Regions from separate parts of the Homo sapiens genome. Here region 1 is linked to region 2. The links are chromatin contacts, found by Hi-C in ENCODE. All regions are on one chromosome and are shown on one strand. Each heading gives the region's core, a stretch centred on a gene start or an enhancer-like site at or near the end of the contact. The rest is flanking DNA. Distances are from core to core; before and after follow the strand shown. Region 1 holds the start of ALG11 (ALG11 alpha-1,2-mannosyltransferase). Region 2 holds the start of ESD (esterase D).

What was found. Hi-C counts contacts between places; a loop is a spot of excess contacts on that map. Pooled maps may share reads with other maps.
Region 1: a loop to region 2 is called in a map of B cell, with 18 times the contacts of the local background. The contact joins the promoter of ALG11 here to the promoter of ESD in region 2. A Hi-C loop is called at or near these places in 2 of 168 maps with a recorded cell type or tissue (B cell and naive thymus-derived CD4-positive, alpha-beta T cell) and 12 of 50 pooled maps.

What each region holds. Positions count from the first base shown.
Region 1 is chr13:52,011,148-52,017,269 of GRCh38, reverse strand. ALG11 (ALG11 alpha-1,2-mannosyltransferase) reads right to left here and starts at 4,872. Exons shown (of 4, transcript NM_001004127.3): 1 at 4,808-4,872. The coding sequence starts at 4,851. It overlaps ATP7B (ATPase copper transporting beta), which reads left to right and starts at 5,820. Exons shown (of 21, transcript NM_000053.4): 1 at 5,820-5,983. The coding sequence starts at 5,933. RefSeq lists enhancers at 4,614-4,703, 4,754-4,883 and silencers at 5,004-5,103, 5,114-5,223, 5,274-5,613.
Region 2 is chr13:46,795,030-46,800,651 of GRCh38, reverse strand. It overlaps ESD (esterase D), which reads left to right and starts at 3,491. Exons shown (of 10, transcript NM_001984.2): 1 at 3,491-3,547. RefSeq lists enhancers at 3,574-3,623, 3,755-4,356 and a silencer at 3,934-3,983.

The DNA.
Region 1 (6,122 bases), core at 3,623-6,122, 5.2 Mb before region 2:
CAAGTCCCTTCTGCCTATGAGCCTGTAAAATCAAAAGTAAGCTAGTTACTTCCCAGATACAATGGGAGTACAGGTATTGGGTAAGTACAGCTGTTCCAAATGGGAGAAATTGGCCAAAACAAGGGGGTTACAGGGCCCATGCAAGTCCAAAATCCAGTGGGGCAGTCAAATTTTTAAAGCTCCAAAATGACCTCCTTTGACTCCAGGTCTCACATCCAGGTCATGCTTAAGCAAGAGGTGGGTTCCCATGGTCTTGAGCAGCTCTGCCCCTGTAGATTTGCAGGGTACAGCCTCCCTCCTGGCTGCTTTCATGGGCCGGCGTTGAGTGTCTGAGGTTTTTCCAGGCACACGGTGCAAGCTGTCAGTGGATCTACCACTCTGGGGTATGGAGGACGGTGGCCCTCTTCTCGCAGCTCCACTAGGCAGTGCCCCAGTAGGGACTCTGTGTGGGGGCTCCAACCCCACATTTCCCTTCTGCACTGCCCTGGCAGAGGTTCTCCATGAGGGCCCTGCCCCGGTGGCAAACTTTTGCCTGGGCATCCAGGCGTTTCTATACATCTTCTGCAATCTAGGTAGAGGTTCCCAAATTTCCATTCTTGACTTCTGTGCACCCGCAGGCTCAACACCATGTGAAGCTACCATGGCTTGGGGCTTTCACCCTCTGAAGCCACAGCACTAGCTCTGCATTGGCCCCTTTCAGCCACGGCTGGAGCAGCTGGGACACAGGGTACCAAGTCCCTAGGCTGCACACAGCACAGGGCCCCTGCACCTGGCCCACAAAACCACTTTTTCCTCCTGGGCCTCCAGGCCTGCCATGAGAGAGGCTGCCATGAAGGTCTCCGACATTGCCTGGAGACATTTTCCCCCATGGTCTTCAGGATTAACATTAGGCTCCTTGCTACTTTTGAAAATTTCTGCAGCCAGCTTGAATTTCTCCTAAAAAAATGGGTCTTTCTTTTCTACTGCATTGTCAGGCTGCAAATTTTCTGAACTTTTATGCTCTGTTCCGCTTTTAAAATGGAATGCTTTTAAGAGCACCCAAGTCACTTCTTGAATTCTTTGCTGCTTAGAAATTTCTTACACCAGATACCCTAAATCATCTCTTTCAAGTTCAAAGTTCCACAAATCTCTAGGGCAGGGGCAAAATGCCTCTAGTACCTTTGCTAAAACATAAGAGGAGTCACCTTTCTCCAGTTCCCAACAAGTTCTTCATCTCCATCTGAGACCACCTCAGCCTGGATTTCGTTGTCCATATCACTATCCGCATTTTGTTCAAAGCCATTCAACAAGTCTCTAGGATGTTCCAAACTTTCCCACATTTTCCTGGCTTCTTCTGAGCCCTCCAAACTGTTCCAGCCTCTGCCTGTTGCCCAGTTCCAAAGTCGCTTCCACATTTTTGGGTATCTCTTCAGCAGCACCCCACTCTACTGGTACTAATTTATGGTACCAAGTTCATTTTCACGCTGCTGATAAAGACATACTCGAAACTGGGAACAAAAATAGGTTTAATTGGATTTACAGTTCCACATGGCTATGAGGCCTCAGAATCATGGCGGGAGGCATAAGGCACTTCTTACATGGTGGCAGCAAGAGAAAAATCAGAAAGAAGCAAAAGCAGAAACCCCTGATAAACCCCATCAGATCTCGTGAACTTACTCACTATCACGAGAATAGCATGGGAAAGATTGGCCCCCATGATTCAATTACCTCCCCCTGGATCCCTCCCACAACATGTGGGCATTCTGGGAGATAAAATTCAACTTGAGGTTTGGGTGGGGTCACGGCCAAACCATATCACATAGTTTTCACTGCCCACATGAAAACATACAAATTCATCAGAAAAGTAAATTTTGCTTTTTTTAGATACAGGGTCTCACTCTGTCACCCAGGCTGAAGTGCAGTGGTGCAATCATAGCAATCACTGCAGCCCCAAACTCCTTGGCTCAAGCGATCCTCCTGCCTCAGACTCCTGAGAAGCTGGAACTACAGGTGCATGCCACCACACCCAGCTAATTAAAAAAATGTTTTTTGTAGAAATAGGGTTTTGCTATGTTGCCCAGGCTGGTCTCAAACTCTTGGCCTCAAGTAATCCTCCTGCCTTGGCCTTCCAAAGCATTGAGATTACAGGCATGAGCTGCTGCACCTGGCCAGAAGTAAATATTTTATTGATATTTAGTTTTGACATAAAGTTCTCATGTGGGATTTCCTATTGTGAACAAATCCTCATTTGTTCCTATTGTGAACAAATCTCATGTGGGATTTCCTACTGTGTACTTGAAGAGGTATTTGACTCTATTTGAAATCCCACATGAGCACTTTATTTCAAAGCTGAAATAATTGGTCTAAAATAATTTGGTCTTTATATTCTTTATACACCTTTATACTCTTAAAAATTTTACTGAGGATACAATAGAGCTTTTGTTTACATCAGAGTTTCTCATCCTTGACACTACTGACATTTTGGACCAAATAATTATTTGTTGCGGAGGTTGTCCTATGTATTATATTTAGTAGCATCTTTGGTCTTGACCCACTTAGATGCCAGTAGCACCCTCCCAATCAAAATTATCAGTTGGGCATGGTGGCTCATGCCTGTAATCCCAACATTTTGGGAGGCTGAGGTGGGAGGATTGCTTGAGCCCAGGAGTTCAAGGCTGTAGTAAGCTATGATCATGCCACTGCACTCCAGCCTGGGCAACAGAGCAAGACTCTTATCTCTAAAAAAAAAATTAAAAAAAAAAAGCCCTCCAGATATTGCCAAATGCCAAATGTCTTGCGAAGGGCAAAAATCACCCCTGGTTGAGAACCAGTGGTTTACACTGCTTATATCTACCAATATTTAGCATATTAGAAATGAAAACTAAAGAACTTTAAACTTTTTATGAATTCATTTGAAAATAAAAATTCTTTCATAACACATTAACATATTTTTATTAAAAAACTATCTTTTCCAAACCAAAAAAAGAAATTTAGCAAGAAGGGTGCCAATGATTTACACTTTTTGCAAATCTTTTTAATGTCTGGCTTAACGTGAAACCAGATAGTGGCTCCTCCTTTCTGTTTCTGCATTCAATCTAGTGATATGTTGTTTTTGTTGAAGTATATGAAGAAAATTCAGGCTAACTTAGACATGTAGTAGGAAAAGGGAGTATATTTTAATATATATTGATCTTATGTTTAAAATATATTTAACTTTTCAGCTAGTTACAGATATTCTTCTCTGATGCTAGACCACATTTGACAAGTTATGCAGTTTCTTAATGTCAGTTGCAATACAGACTCTGAAACCCTATCAATGACCTTTTCACACTGTTAATTAAAATCCACTATCACTTAGTTTTATCCGCTATCACTTTTGCACTTATCAACATAGTAAAATAGGCAAATATTACATTAATGTTATTATAAAAACAGATTTGTTGAGGATCCATTGAAGGGCCTTGGGACCTGCATGGTCCATGGAGCACAATTTGAGAACCACTGCCTTAAAGGATGAACAGAGTCTGACAAAAGTGGTAAGATTTATCATTTATTTAACATTTGGAATATATGAATTCATAAAAGCAACACTACAGAGGACAGTTTGCTTTCTCAGGACACTCTTTCAAAAGCTTATTTAAAATGCAGCTGACCCATATAATGTAAAGGTTTTTCTGGCAATTCCTTCAAATAATTTAGGTGGGAAAATTCATGTGACAAGCTTTTCAAACTGAACTATTAAACATTTAACTTAAAAGCTGCATAATAACTAAAGTTAAACCTGTCCTTTAAGTCTGGTTAGTGAGTTTATTTAAACATTATAATGTAAAGCACTGAGGAATATTACGTATGACAGGGAAGAACCAAAAGGCTCTGATAACAGACTTTCTCATTCAAAATGTTTAAAGTAATGATTACAGAATTTGAAGTAGAGTGGACAAAAACGAAGAAGAAATGCCTGAACTTTTGAAAGAATTAGGTATATACTGCTATTCAGGAAGCTATGGTGTTAATTATAAATTTTCAGCCTGAACAAAAATATGTAGGTGGTAAAAAAACTAGGTAGGTAGAATATACTAGGCCTTCTGTTTTATTAGTGGAGGGCAAGGCATTTAAAATACAGTAGTACTACAACAACAAAGGTGGAAAAAAGCCTGGGAGTTTTTTCACCAAAATGTTAACAGTGGCTATCTCCGGATGGTAGCATTCCTGGGGTTTTTTCCTTTTACTTATCTATTTTCTAATTTTTCTAGAAGAAACAGCATATACACGTAATACAAATAAAATAATATTTTATGTAACTTCTTACATCATAAAAATTAAAGTAACAGATTATCAAAAAGCAGAGGATTCAACATAAGCTTTATATTTAAGTGACGTGTTAACAATGGCAGTTTTGGTGAGTTTAAGAGTAGAAACTAAGATGAGAAGGAAGATCCGGTTTCTTCTTTACCGAAAAGAGACATGATAGATTGGAAAATGTCTCGTGGCTCAATCGTAAAGAAAAATAAGGAATGAATATGAATAATTTATGACAGACTAACTGGAGTGTGAAAGGGAAAAAAAAAGCTGAAGCAGGGAAGGGAACTCGACCCCTCGGCCAACAGTGAAGCAGAAGAAAACGCGGTAAATTGAGTCTTTAAGACCTAGTCTATTCCAGTCTATATAGAAGACCCCCAAGAAAAAGAAAGACTGCTCATTGGCCTGAGAAATTACCTTAGATTCATGACAAGGAAGGCCATTTGCCCGCAAAATTTAGCTACACTGGACGGGCAAGTACCCCTACAGAAGAGAAAACGTCTGTGAGCCCACACGACCGGCTGCTCACCTCAACAACTTGCACAGGCACCAGCTCCTTTCGCCGGCCGCCATCTTCCGCCGACCCCCGAACTCAGGAAACGCTTCACTTTCCTTTTCCCTATTGGCTCCTGAGAAAGCAAGCCGTGCTCGCCCCGCCCCCACGGGCCAATTGTGCGTTACTATTGGTTACTGGTAGCCGCTTCCCACGGCCTTCCAGCCAATAGAATATGCCGAGGCGTAGACTAGTGTTCGGCGTGGCGCACACGGCTCCCGCCCCCGTGGGCGGGACAGCAGTGGGGGGTTGGGCTGAGGAGGGCGTGGCCTGTGATTGACAGCCGTCGCTCCCTCCCTCGGCCACCTCCCCCACTAGAAGCCCCCGCCTGGGCGCCTGCGCCCCCGTTCCCGGCCCAAAGCCCGCCGCCCGTTGGAGGCCATTGGCTGGCCTTTGCGCACAGCGGATCGATTTTCCAGGTGCGGAGTTCACTCTTGCCGCGGTTGCTTCCTTTGGGACCCACGGCGTCCGGCAGCCAGGCGCAGAGTCCGAGGAGGGGGCAGCGCAGAGCGGACCCGACGCGGCGCCGCCGGGCACCTTCCCCGCAGGCGGTGGGTGAGCCCTGGGAGCTGAGTCTGCGGCCCGGCTCTGCGCAGCTCACCTGCCCTCCCGCTCCCGCACACGCGTGAGATCCCAGTACAGTGTCGGAGCGCACCAGCGCGAGGTGGCCGAGACCGCGGAGGAGGACAGGCCTCCGCCCTGCGGCGCCGGCACGGCAGAGGACATTGTGGCACTGGCACGGCAGAGAACACTGTGGCACCGGCGGGGCCGGCAGTTCCAGGGTGGGCACTCCCAGCCACCTGGGGAGTGGGCGAGGGTCCGAGGCCCACTCTCCCCTCACGCTCTCATCCCCGTGCCCCCAGGTCGGGAGGACGGCGGCGCGCAACTTTGAATCATCCGTGTGAAGAGGGCTGCGGCTTCCCCGGTCCCAAATGAAGGGGCGGTTCCCGGACCCCTGTTTGCTTTAGAGCCGAGCCGCGCCGATGCCCTCACACTCTGCGCCTCCTCTCCCGGGACTTTAACACCCCGCTCTCCTCCACCGACCAGGTGACCTTTTGCTCTGAGCCAGATCAGAGAAGAATTCGGTGTCCGTGCGGGACGATGCCTGAGCAGGAGAGACAGATCACAGCCAGAGAAGGGGCCAGTCGGAAAGTGAGTTTTGTTCCCCCGCGTCCGCGCAGCGTGCTCACTCCCACCAGGAGGATTTTCCTCCCCGCGTTCGGCGCTTACTCGCCCCCAGGGGGTGCGCAGGGAAGGCCGAGCCAGACCCCAGCTCCAGGGATGTCTTGGC
Region 2 (5,622 bases), core at 2,242-4,741:
ATTTATAAGCATTAACCAAAACAGTTAGTGAACTGGCCTTTTGTCAGTTTTCATACATGCCAATGATTAACAGATAGCCAGAGTTCATTTTGTTTCTAATAAGCTATCAATGGAACTTTAAAAATTATGAATAAACTGACAAACTGTGGCTCAACAAATATGTAGAATGTTAAGAAACTTAACAGTACTGTAATTGAGCAAAAGGTGATAAAAGAATAGGAGTCACTTTGAACAGGAAAAAATCTATAGTTTTAGTTCTCATGCTAACAAAAATAACAATAATGGCTAACACAAAAGTCTAGCTCTGTACAATCACACACTAACTCTTGATTTTTTTGAATGTGTGATGAAAAAGAAATATAGCTTTTAGGATTTAAGAATTAAAAAAAAAAAGTAAATGGAATTGAGGCCAGATGCAGCTGGGTGCAACGGCTCATGCCTATAATCCCAGCACTTTGGGAGGCTGAAGTGGGAGGATCACTTGAGCTCAAGAGTTCAAGACCAGCCTGGGCAACATAGCAAGATCCCATTTCTACTAAAAATACAAAAATTAGCTGGGCATGCTAGCACACGCCTGTAGTGCCAGCTACTCAGGAGGCTGAGGCAGTAGGATCACTTGAGCCCAGGAGTTTGAGGTTGTAATGAACTATGATTGCGCCATTGCACTCCAGCCTGGGTGACAGAGTAAGACCCTATCTTAAATAAATAAATAAATAAAATTGAAATATGTGAAATTTGGACATTTGCTAATATGAATGTGAGACTGAAAGGCTTGTCTGTACTTGTTGTATTGTACTCTGCAGTTAGAACTTAAGATAACAAAGTCAAGATGGAACAGTGGCACAGGGCTATAAGTTTCCGGTACTTGGTTCAGTTCCCATGATCCAAAGTCTGGTCCTCAGAGTACACATTCAGAAACTCAATTCTGTAAGGTGAGTATCATGCTCAGAGATGGTAAGTCTTTGGGAAAATGTATCATCTCAGCTACACTCACCAGAGACTAAAGCATTTTTAACCTAAGTTCTGATTTATTAAATAACAATGGAGCCTATTATTTTCCAAAATGTCACTAGATAAGAATAGAATCAAAATAAAGGGAATTTTGAAAAATGTTTATCTAGGCCAGTGGTTCTTAACTAGGGGCAATTTTGCAGCCCTCCTCTACACCAACCCCTCCTTCCATGGACATTTGGCAATGTCTAGAGACGTTTTGGGTATCTAAGCTTGTTAGGGGTACCACTGGCATCTAGCTAGTGGAGGCCAGGGATGTTACGAAACATCCTACAATGCACAGGGTAGGCCTCCACGACAAAGAATCATCTGGCCCCAAATGTCAACAGTGCCGAGGTTGAGAAACCCTGTTCTAGTCTGTGGAAAAGCCACAAGGACACTTCTCAAGTAGCATATTTGATACCCAAGAGATTATATTATTTTCTATGTATGGTGTCTTTTCTAGTCTCTCTAAAACTATCTTTGCTATGGATTGAATGTTTGTGTTCCCCAGAATTCAAACATTGAACCCTAAATCCTTAACGTGATGGTATTTGGAGATGGAGACTTTGGAAGATAATTACACCATGATGGTGGAGTCCATGTGAATGGGACTAGTGCCCTTACAATAAGATGAAGGAACCAGAGCTCTCCTCACCCCACCCACCAAGTGAGACTACAGCAAGAAGGTATTCCTCTGCAAACGAGGAAAAGGGCTCTCAGCAGGAACAGATTTCATCAGCACCTTGATCTTGGACTTCCCAGACTTTTAGAATGGTGAGGAATAAATTTCTGTTAAGCTGGAACTGACTAAAACAATCTCTTTTCTTACAGGCTTCAAGTATATTTGACTTTTTCTCATTTTTATTGCATCCCTTTATTGCCTCCTTAAGATTATATTCCTACTCATTTTAGTTCAAACCAAGAGTCCTATATCCTCTCAGCCACACATTTACACATAATTTTTGGACTATTTCTTTGTGTACTTAATATTCATCCATTTTTATTGGTAGTGCCATTTTTTAAAATGTCAACCTTAATTTCTGATTTCAGCCTTCTTTGCTTCCATGTCCAAATAATAATGATAATTATATATATTCTTAATATTTTTAAGCAATCGACTTTTGTGGATCTATTAACATTTTATTTATGCTGGGTAAAAGAAATTTTAGTTCTGCTTATTCTCACATTGTATTCACACAAGAACCCTTTAGTAAAGAACTTCACACTTACAGTTCTTTGGCTAGTCTGCACCTCACAGCAGTCCACTTATTAGGCAAATATATCATTTAATCAATTATTTCTCTTTGTTCAAACATCAGTTATAAAGAACTTGCAATTTAGGTATTTATTCTGTTTCAGTTTTGAAACTGAAGAAAATCCCCTTTTCAATGATTTATACTTAAAGATAGTAAAAAGAAAGTTTAAAACAATTTACTTCAATGCTTTCTCAAAATAAAAACATTATTTTGATGAAACATTATTTTCAGTCTAAGTTCCAATTGATCCACAGGTTCAGTCCACAGGTTAATTTAGTCCAAAGATCACTATGGCAAAATGGGCCTGAGCCACACAATAGATTCTGGCAGGTAATCTCTTGTGTGGCAGCTCATCCATACTTAAGTCAGCTCCCATAGCTACACAATTTGCAGGGCCCAATTCCAGACACAAACGTGGGGCCCTGGTTCAACACTTACTGAGAGAAAATGTAGCGTCCTTCTGTTCTGGGGGCCGGGTAATAGCACAGGTTGCAGGCCCATGAGGCCAGCCCCAACTATCAGATTGTGTATTTACAATGTCAGTCTAACCGTTGCTGAAAAATACTTAGCTCTGTTGTAATCAGATTTAATTTCTCAAGAGGCAAAGTACACTCAACAGTTTGCTTAAATCAGAGAGACCAAAAGGAAAGATTTGCTGTAAATTATCAACTAGCAAATCTTAGTCAGTTCAACTTAATTTTTATTGAGGGAAGAAGGGAGAAAACAGAAAACTGATGGAGTTCCCACTGCGTGTCGGCCACTGGAGATTTCAAAGGTTTCTTGTTTAACTCAAGCTACCAAGTAGGTGACGTGGATAGTCTTGGGACAGAGGAGTTGAGGGAGTTGAAATTAGGCCCTAGTTTCTACATAAGTGACACGGAAACCCTCTGCACGAGTTAAGCGAAGCTACATCTCAAGTTTATTAATGCCTCGGGTTCTTGCTGCTGGCTCTGGGAAGAGTCTGAGCACGCACAGCAGACTGATCCCCGACAAGGTGACAGGGACTAACCTAACGCCCTCCTCGTTGGTCCTAGTAACCACACAGAGCAGAAACGCGGGCGAAGGCAGGAGTTGGAGGGGGCGCCCACGCGGAGGCTGCCGGGAAGTGCAATGTGCAAAGGCGGCGGGGCCATGGAGACTGAACTGGAGAAGAGCGGGTTCTCGGAGTTAAAAGCGAGAGTGAGTGGGACCGGAGGGGCGGGGCATCATATGGGCGGGGCTGAGGCGAGGCCCCGGCGGCCATCTTGAGCCCCGCCTTTTACTTCGGCCCGCTTCTTCTGGTCACTCCGCCACCGTAGGTAAGACTGGGTTCGGGTAGAGGCCTGGACGTTGTCAGCCTTCCTGCGGCTGCGGCACGGCTAGGCGTGATCGGGGCGGACGCCGAGTCCTGCGGTGCAGGTATCCGCAGGCACGAGCGCAGAGACGGCGACCCTGGGCCTTGGGCGCCACCATCCATGACAGGAGGCCAAGGACCTTTTCCCGTGACCCGGAGCCTCGCCTCTAATCCCTTTTCCTTCTCTGAGCCTCCAACCTAGTGTAACCCGGGGCGAGCGCCCGTTTACCTACTGCCCGCTACATTTGTACAGCTTTTTCCTGTTCAGAAAGACTTTCCTAGACCCGCAGCCACCGCGCGAAAATGTGAAGTAGATGTGTACGCATTTTAAGGAGGGAGCTGGCCTCAACGCGTTACTAGCGGCCGCCGGCGCCTGGTTCGGGGGAGTGTGGACCTGCTGCTCTAGGCAGCGTCCGCGTCGGGGCACGAGCCAATGGCGCGGTCAGGAGCACTCACCTGATGGTGCCGAGGGGAGCACGTGTCTTTGGAGTTTGACAAAATCTGTTCGGGTCGTAAAATGCTCTCAGAGCGCTGTGGGGGACTGGAAGTCATTTCTGATGGGGTCATTAGGGAAATGGGATTGAGCGCACCTGGAAGGAGAGGGCATTCAGGTTGCAGGAAAAATAATAGCTCATGTTTGTGTGTGTGGTAGAAGCAGCATTTTAAGCACTACGTGAATTAACTCATTTAATTCCCAGAGCAACCCTATCAAATTGATATATATTACTGTATACCCATTTTGCAGATGGGCAAATGAGGCATAGATTAGCTTGCCCAGTGTCATGTAGTAATAAGTGGTGAAGTCAGGGTTTGAACCCGGAGGGTCTGGCCCCAAAACCTGCTCTGAAACCATTGTACCGTGGCATTGAGTAAAGCCACCCGATAGCAACATCCAGGCCATCCTAGAATTATGCATAGTTGAGTTTAACTAACAAAATAGGGAGTGAGACCAGAAAAATAATCTGGGACCAAATTATAGACCATATTTAGAGCCATGTGAAGGTGTTTGGCGTTTATAGATGCTATATTTTTTTTAAAAAATTTTCCCCAGAGTTTAATAGAAATCCTTACCTAGGCAAGCCATGTGAATTTTTATGAAGGAAAAGAGACCCAGCCTAGGCAGCATGGCAAAACCTCCTCTACAAAAAATTACCTGGGCATGGTGGTGCCACCTGTGGTCCCAACTACTCCAGAGGCTGAGGCGGGAGGATCACCTGAGCCCGGGGGCCGAGATGATTGCAGTGAGCCGAGATCAGGCCACTGCACTCCAATCTGGGCCACAGAGTTTGACCCTGTCTCAAAAAAAAAAAAAAGAAGAAAAAAAAGACTGTGTTTGCACACAGGTAGAGTGTGACTGAAGTTTATATGGAGTTTTATTCATCTATTTTTTCAGTGATCCTGCATGGTTTTAATTTTATGAAATTTTAATGGCATTAAACTTGAAGAAAATTGTACAATTAACATGGTCTTCCATTTCAGTGACTTTCTGGTTCTCAGCGACTGGCCTAACAGCGAAAGGGATTAGTAGTCTCCACCTGCAGCAGCCAGGGGGTGATGAGGCAGTTCTCATCTGCTCATTATTGTGAGCTGGCGAACTGCGTTTTTACATATGACTAATGGATACTTAACACTACTGAAATACACACTTAGGAATGGTTAAGATAGTAAATATTATGTATGTGTTTTTATCACAGTTTTTAAAATACTAAATAAAAATGACTAACAATTCCACGTAGGCCGTATTAGGCTGCAGATGAGCTGTTGGTAGGGATCCGTTGACCAGTAAATTAAGTGGATTAAAACCCTAGGCTTTCATGCAGGATTGATCGTAGTGGGATGTATTAGGAAGAAAGGAAGAGGCTAAGTTTTAATTTCTTATATATAATTAGGATGATGGCAGTGGGAATTCAAAAAGAAGGTAACTTTGAGGCATCTCAAATGTAGATTAGGCAAGACAGGCATGAGTCTGAAAAAGAGAGGCAATGAAAAGAGGAATGGTTTGAAGGTGAGATGCAGAAGCTTAATTTTAGGTGTGGTAAG